Regions from separate parts of the Homo sapiens genome. Here region 1 is linked to region 2. Evidence: chromatin loops called from intact Hi-C (ENCODE). Cell type or tissue: mammary epithelial cell. All regions are shown on one strand.

Evidence for each region. Hi-C counts contacts between places; a loop is a spot of excess contacts. Peaks named below come from ENCODE experiments on the same cell type or tissue, not always from the same donor. Only the 100,000 strongest peaks of a DNase experiment are listed, where the experiment ranks them.
Region 1: a loop joins it to region 2, with 12 times the contacts of the local background. A loop is called at or near these places in 26 of 110 quality-filtered maps.

The regions. Positions count from the first base shown.
Region 1 is chr6:134,826,228-134,828,727 of GRCh38, reverse strand. All of the region lies in intron 2 of LOC101928277 (a long non-coding RNA gene), which reads left to right. Among named protein-coding and RNA genes, the nearest start is that of ALDH8A1, 120 kb to the left of the region's middle. In mammary epithelial cell, a CTCF peak has its summit at 1,466; a DNase peak (open chromatin) is centred at 1,537; H3K27ac peaks cover 476 bases.
Region 2 is chr6:134,939,529-134,942,028 of GRCh38, reverse strand. The region is part of intron 3 of ALDH8A1 (aldehyde dehydrogenase 8 family member A1); the gene reads left to right. Among named protein-coding and RNA genes, the nearest start is that of ALDH8A1, 9.3 kb to the left of the region's middle. In mammary epithelial cell, a CTCF peak has its summit at 991 (motif pointing right); a DNase peak (open chromatin) is centred at 1,008.

The DNA of each region.
Region 1 (2,500 bases), 110 kb after region 2:
GATATGGTTTGGCTCTGTGTCCCCACCCAAATCTCATTTCAGATTGTAATCCTCATAAGGGATTGTCGAGGGAGGACCAAGTGGGAGGTGATTGGGTCATGAGAGTGGTTTCCCCCATGCTGTTCTCATGATACTGCATGAATTCTCACGAGATCTGATGGTTTTATAAGTGTTTGACAGTTCCTCTTTCACACATGGTCTCTCTCTCCTGCCACTGTGTGAGGAAGGAGCCTGCATCCCTTTCTGCCATGATTGTAAGTTTCCTGAGGCCTCTCCAAGTCACGTGGAACTGTGAGTTAATTAAAACTCCACTGTTTATAAATTACCCAGTCTTGGGTAGTATCTTTATAGCAGTGTAAAAATGGACTAATACAGATGGCAAACTTTTTCTATACAGAGCCAGATAGAAAATATAGGTGTTATGGGGCACACTTCCTCTCTGGCAGCTACTCAATTCTGACATTGTAGTACAAAAGCAGCCATGGAGAATATGTAAATGAATGGCCATGGCTGTATTTTCATAAAACTTATTTACAAATTCAGGTGGTGAGCCATAATTTGCAGATACCTGAGATATCGTAATACCCCTTCTAAGATGCTCCTGAGACATGTACTAGCCAAACTCGAATGAAGTTTTGGGACCATATTTTGTACAGTTCAGCAGCCCGTATAATGGCATAGTGGCAGACAGAATCTCAGCTCTTCAGAACAGCAGCCCTGTCTAGGTCAATCAAAAATCCGGGATTCATCTCTTTATTCTTGTGCCTTAACAATTGTGGTTCCTTCTACCTCTTTTTTTCTTAGTCTCTATTTAAATACTACTTCCTCTAAGAGGCACTTTCTGATTTGGACTCTAGACTAGATTATTATTATTTTTTTTGCTCTGTCACCTGCAAGTTTCATAAGAACAGGACCATGATCATTGCCTAGCACAATGCCAGGCTCATGGTAGGTGTCCATTTATGTTCTGATTTTTTACAATTGTTCAGTTGAACTTGTTTCCCATGCATGTTTCTCCCCGAAGGTGGCTCTGATGAATGTGATCAGTTTTCCCTGGTAACGGCTCCTACCTTTTCACAGCCACCTGAGGTCCAACAGCTTTGCCATGTAGTGTACTTGCATCTAAGCCAGGGCTCTCAGCAGACCCAGAATCTCAGTCCAGTCAGACCCACCCTCTTTTCTAAATGTGTAGAGTTTTCACTTCTTATTTGTTAAGCAGTTAAAACCACAGAGCCAACACTCTCTCAGAAAGCCAAGTATGGAGACCAAGTTCTCCAGCTTGTGGGTTCCATGGTCATCTGGCTCTGTTGACAACAGACAGAGGTCCAGTGTGGATGTTGGAGATATAATCTGGGCTTCCAAGAGCAGTAGAGTCTGCAGAGGTGATTCAGAGAAGGGCAGGGTGCCAGGGTAGCTGGCTGCATGGGAACAGAAAGCTGGGGAGGCAGCCCAACTTCAGGTCATTCCCACCTCCCTGCGGTCAGCCTGGGCTACTACTTTTCTGGGAGAATTTGGAAAGGACACACCCATATCTATGAGTTGACTCTTGAGCTGTGCCAAGGAGAAGCTGTATAAGTTTGGTTGTCCTTTGTGGTCTGGCAGCTTCAGAAGCATGACAGTCCATTTTGTTCCTTATCCCACTGGGTGTTCACTTGATGAATGATGAATGGAATGCTAGCCTTGACATGAAATACTGCAGTAACCACATTGGCCAGTGCACCACATCATATGATTTTAGCTTTTAGCTCTCTGTGAAATATCTGGCATTCATTTGGATAAAAATGTCAGCCCAGACACATATCTTGTATTATCTATTGCCAAGGCCTGGAAAATGGAGTAGAGTTTTGCAAGACCTGGCAATTGAATAAATATAGCTAATAAGAGAAACAAGAGCAGGAGTGGCTGGGTTGCCTTTTGAGTCAAGATTTTAGCAAGGAGATACTCTGCTTGTATAAGCAAAGCAGGAATAGGAAACACTGACCAATTTCGGAAACAACGTTCTTCCCCTCCCCCCTCTTTCCCCCTTCCCTCTCCTTCTTTTCTTTCTTTCCTTCTTTCATTTCTTAGAGACTGGGTCTGGTTCTGTCACCCAGGCTAGAGTGTAGTGGTGTGATCATAGCTCACTGTAGCCTTGAACTCCTGGGCTCAGGCCATCCTCCTACCTCAGCCTCCCAAGTAGCATGTGCTACCACACCTGGTTAATGTTTTTGTCTTTTTATTTTTGTGGAGATGGGGTCTCATTTTGTTGCCCAGGTTTATCTTGAACTCTAGCTTCAAGTAATCTCCCCCGCCTTGGCTTCCCAAAGTGTTGAGTTTACAGGCATGAACCACTGCACCTGACCTAGAAAGCTCTTACAAAGAAATGCTGACCGGGCGCGGTGGCTCATGCCTATAATCCCAGCACTTCAGGTGGCTGAGGTGGGTGGATCATGAGGTCAAGAGATTGAGACCATCCTGGCCAACATGGTGAAACCCTGTCTCTACTAAAAATACAACAATT
Region 2 (2,500 bases):
AGGCTGATCTCAAACTCCTGACCTCAAGTTATCCTCCCGCCTCGGCCTCCCCAAGTGCTGGGATTACAGGCGTGAGCCACCACGCCAGGCCTCATGTTCATGACTTATCTGGAAAATCATAGGGAAAAGAATGATGCTAAGAGTAAATATGTAAATTCACATGCCAGGATTTTTTTTTCTACTTATATTTAAAAAAGGAAAAATCAGGCTGGGCGCAGTGGCTCACGCCTGTAATCCCAGCACTTTGAGAGGCTGAGGCAGAAGGATCATCTGAGGTCAGGAATTCGATCAGCCTGGCCACCATGGTGAAACCCCGTCTCTACTAAAAATACAAAAATTCACCGGGCGCGGTGGCTCATGCCTGTAATACCAGCACTTTGGGAGGCCAAGATTGGCGGATCGCCTGAGGTCAGGAGTTCGAGACCAGCCTGGCCAACATGGCGAAACCCCATCTCTACTAAAAATACAAAAAGTTAGCTGGATGTGGTGGCGGGCACTTGTAATCCCAGCTACTTGGGAGGCTGAGGCAGGGAGAATTGCTTGAACCCAGGAGGCCGAGGTTGCAGTGAGCTGAGATTGTGCCATTGCACTCCAGCCTGGGCGACAAGAGTGAGACTCGGTCTCAAAAAAACAAAACAAAACAAAACAAAAAAACCCAGCCGGGCGTGGTGGCATGCATCTGTAGTCCCAGCTACTTGGGAGGCTGAGGCAGGAGAATCACTTGAACCTGGGAGTCGGAGGTTGCAGTGAGCTGAGATGGTGCCACTGCACTCCAGCCTGGGTGATAGATCGAGACTCTGTCTCAAAAGAAAAAAAAAAGAAAGAACTATTTATGTACATTAAATAAATTAATAAGTGTAGGGCATGTAGTATGGTGCCAGGTGTGTGATAAATAAGCCTCTACTGAGAATTATCTTACTTCATGCATTCCTTTGCCTCTTGACCTTTGGAAGAACGTATAAATAAATGTCTGTGATGACTAAAACCTTCCACCAGATGTCACTGTTTCCTCGGAGAAAAAAATCATCTTTTTAGCTTATTACATTTTATGAATATAAGCTAAAAGGAAAACAATTGGGACATCTCATTGCTTTGGTTACTTGAAACCTTCAGAAATTATGTTTTCAAGGCATTGTGGAAAGCTCTACCTCCTCCTAGGAAGTGTGCTAATATATTTTGCTGCAAAAATATTTTTATCCCCTAAAGAATGGATTTTTCAGTGGGAAATTTAATAATATAAAAGATGCATTTACTTTCATAGCACAGGCTTGAGGGAAGAGTATAAAATAAGGTGAATCAATTTCCTTTCAGAAGGTAGATTTTTATATTTGTTTGTTTTGTGATTGGAAACCTGGATAGGTTCAGAATATTGCATGGAGACACATTCTAGCTGCTGGTTACGTTACTCATCCAGCAAATCTATCTGGTCAGGATACAAGTGACAATCTAGAGAGAATTTTTATTTAAAAATATTCTAAATAGCCAAAATGGATGTCACAGTCCATGCACCAAAGGTTATTGGCTTTACTGATAGGAGGGCCCTCACATGGAACACTCAGAACTCATTGGCCCCTATTTTATGAATAATTATATAAAGCTTGAGATTTTATGTCTCAACCCATGACAGATTTGAAGTAAAGGTAAAGAAACATGTTAGAAGAAATAACAGCCAGACCGTTAAAATAATGGGGAAGGAGACATTTTTGAAAAAGTAAAGCTCAGTCTATAAATCTCAAAATGCGTCACATTCTGGAACTGTTTAGTGACAGGTGACAACTGTTTTTTTATTTTTTATTTTTTTTTGAAGTTCCAGGGTACACGTGCAGGACGTGCAGGTTTGTTACATAGGTAAACGTGTGCCATGGTGGTTTGCTGCACCTATCAACCCATCACCTAGCTATTAAGCCCAGCATGCATTTGCTCTTTATCCTAATGCTCTTCCCCCCGACTCTCCCCTGACAGGGCCTGCTGTGTGTTGTTCCTTTCCCTGTGTCCATGTGTTCTCATTGTTCAGCTCCCACTTATAAGTGAGAACATGCAGGTGTTTGGTTTTCTGTTTCTGTGTTACTTTGCTAAGGATAATGGCTTCCACCTTCATCCATGTGCCTGCAAAGGACATGATCTCGTTCCTTTTTATGGCTGCATTGTATTCCATTGTGTATATGTACCACATATTCTTATCCAATCCATTATTGATGAGCATTTGAGTTGATTCCATGTCTTTGCTATTGCTATTGTGAATAGCAAAGTGCTGCAATGAACATACGCGTGCATGTATCTTTATAATAGAATGATTTATATTTCTTTGGGTATATGATAGGTGACAACTCTTTAGCTCTGGAGTTTATATTGCTGTTGTTCATAATCATGAACTGCCAAGAAATGGGGAAATCATATTGACTTTACTCTGTTTTAAAAGATACAGTTGCTTGGAATATATTTTAGAATTATTTCCCTGAAAGTGGCTACAAATAAGCAAAGCTTGGGAAGAAGTTAGAAG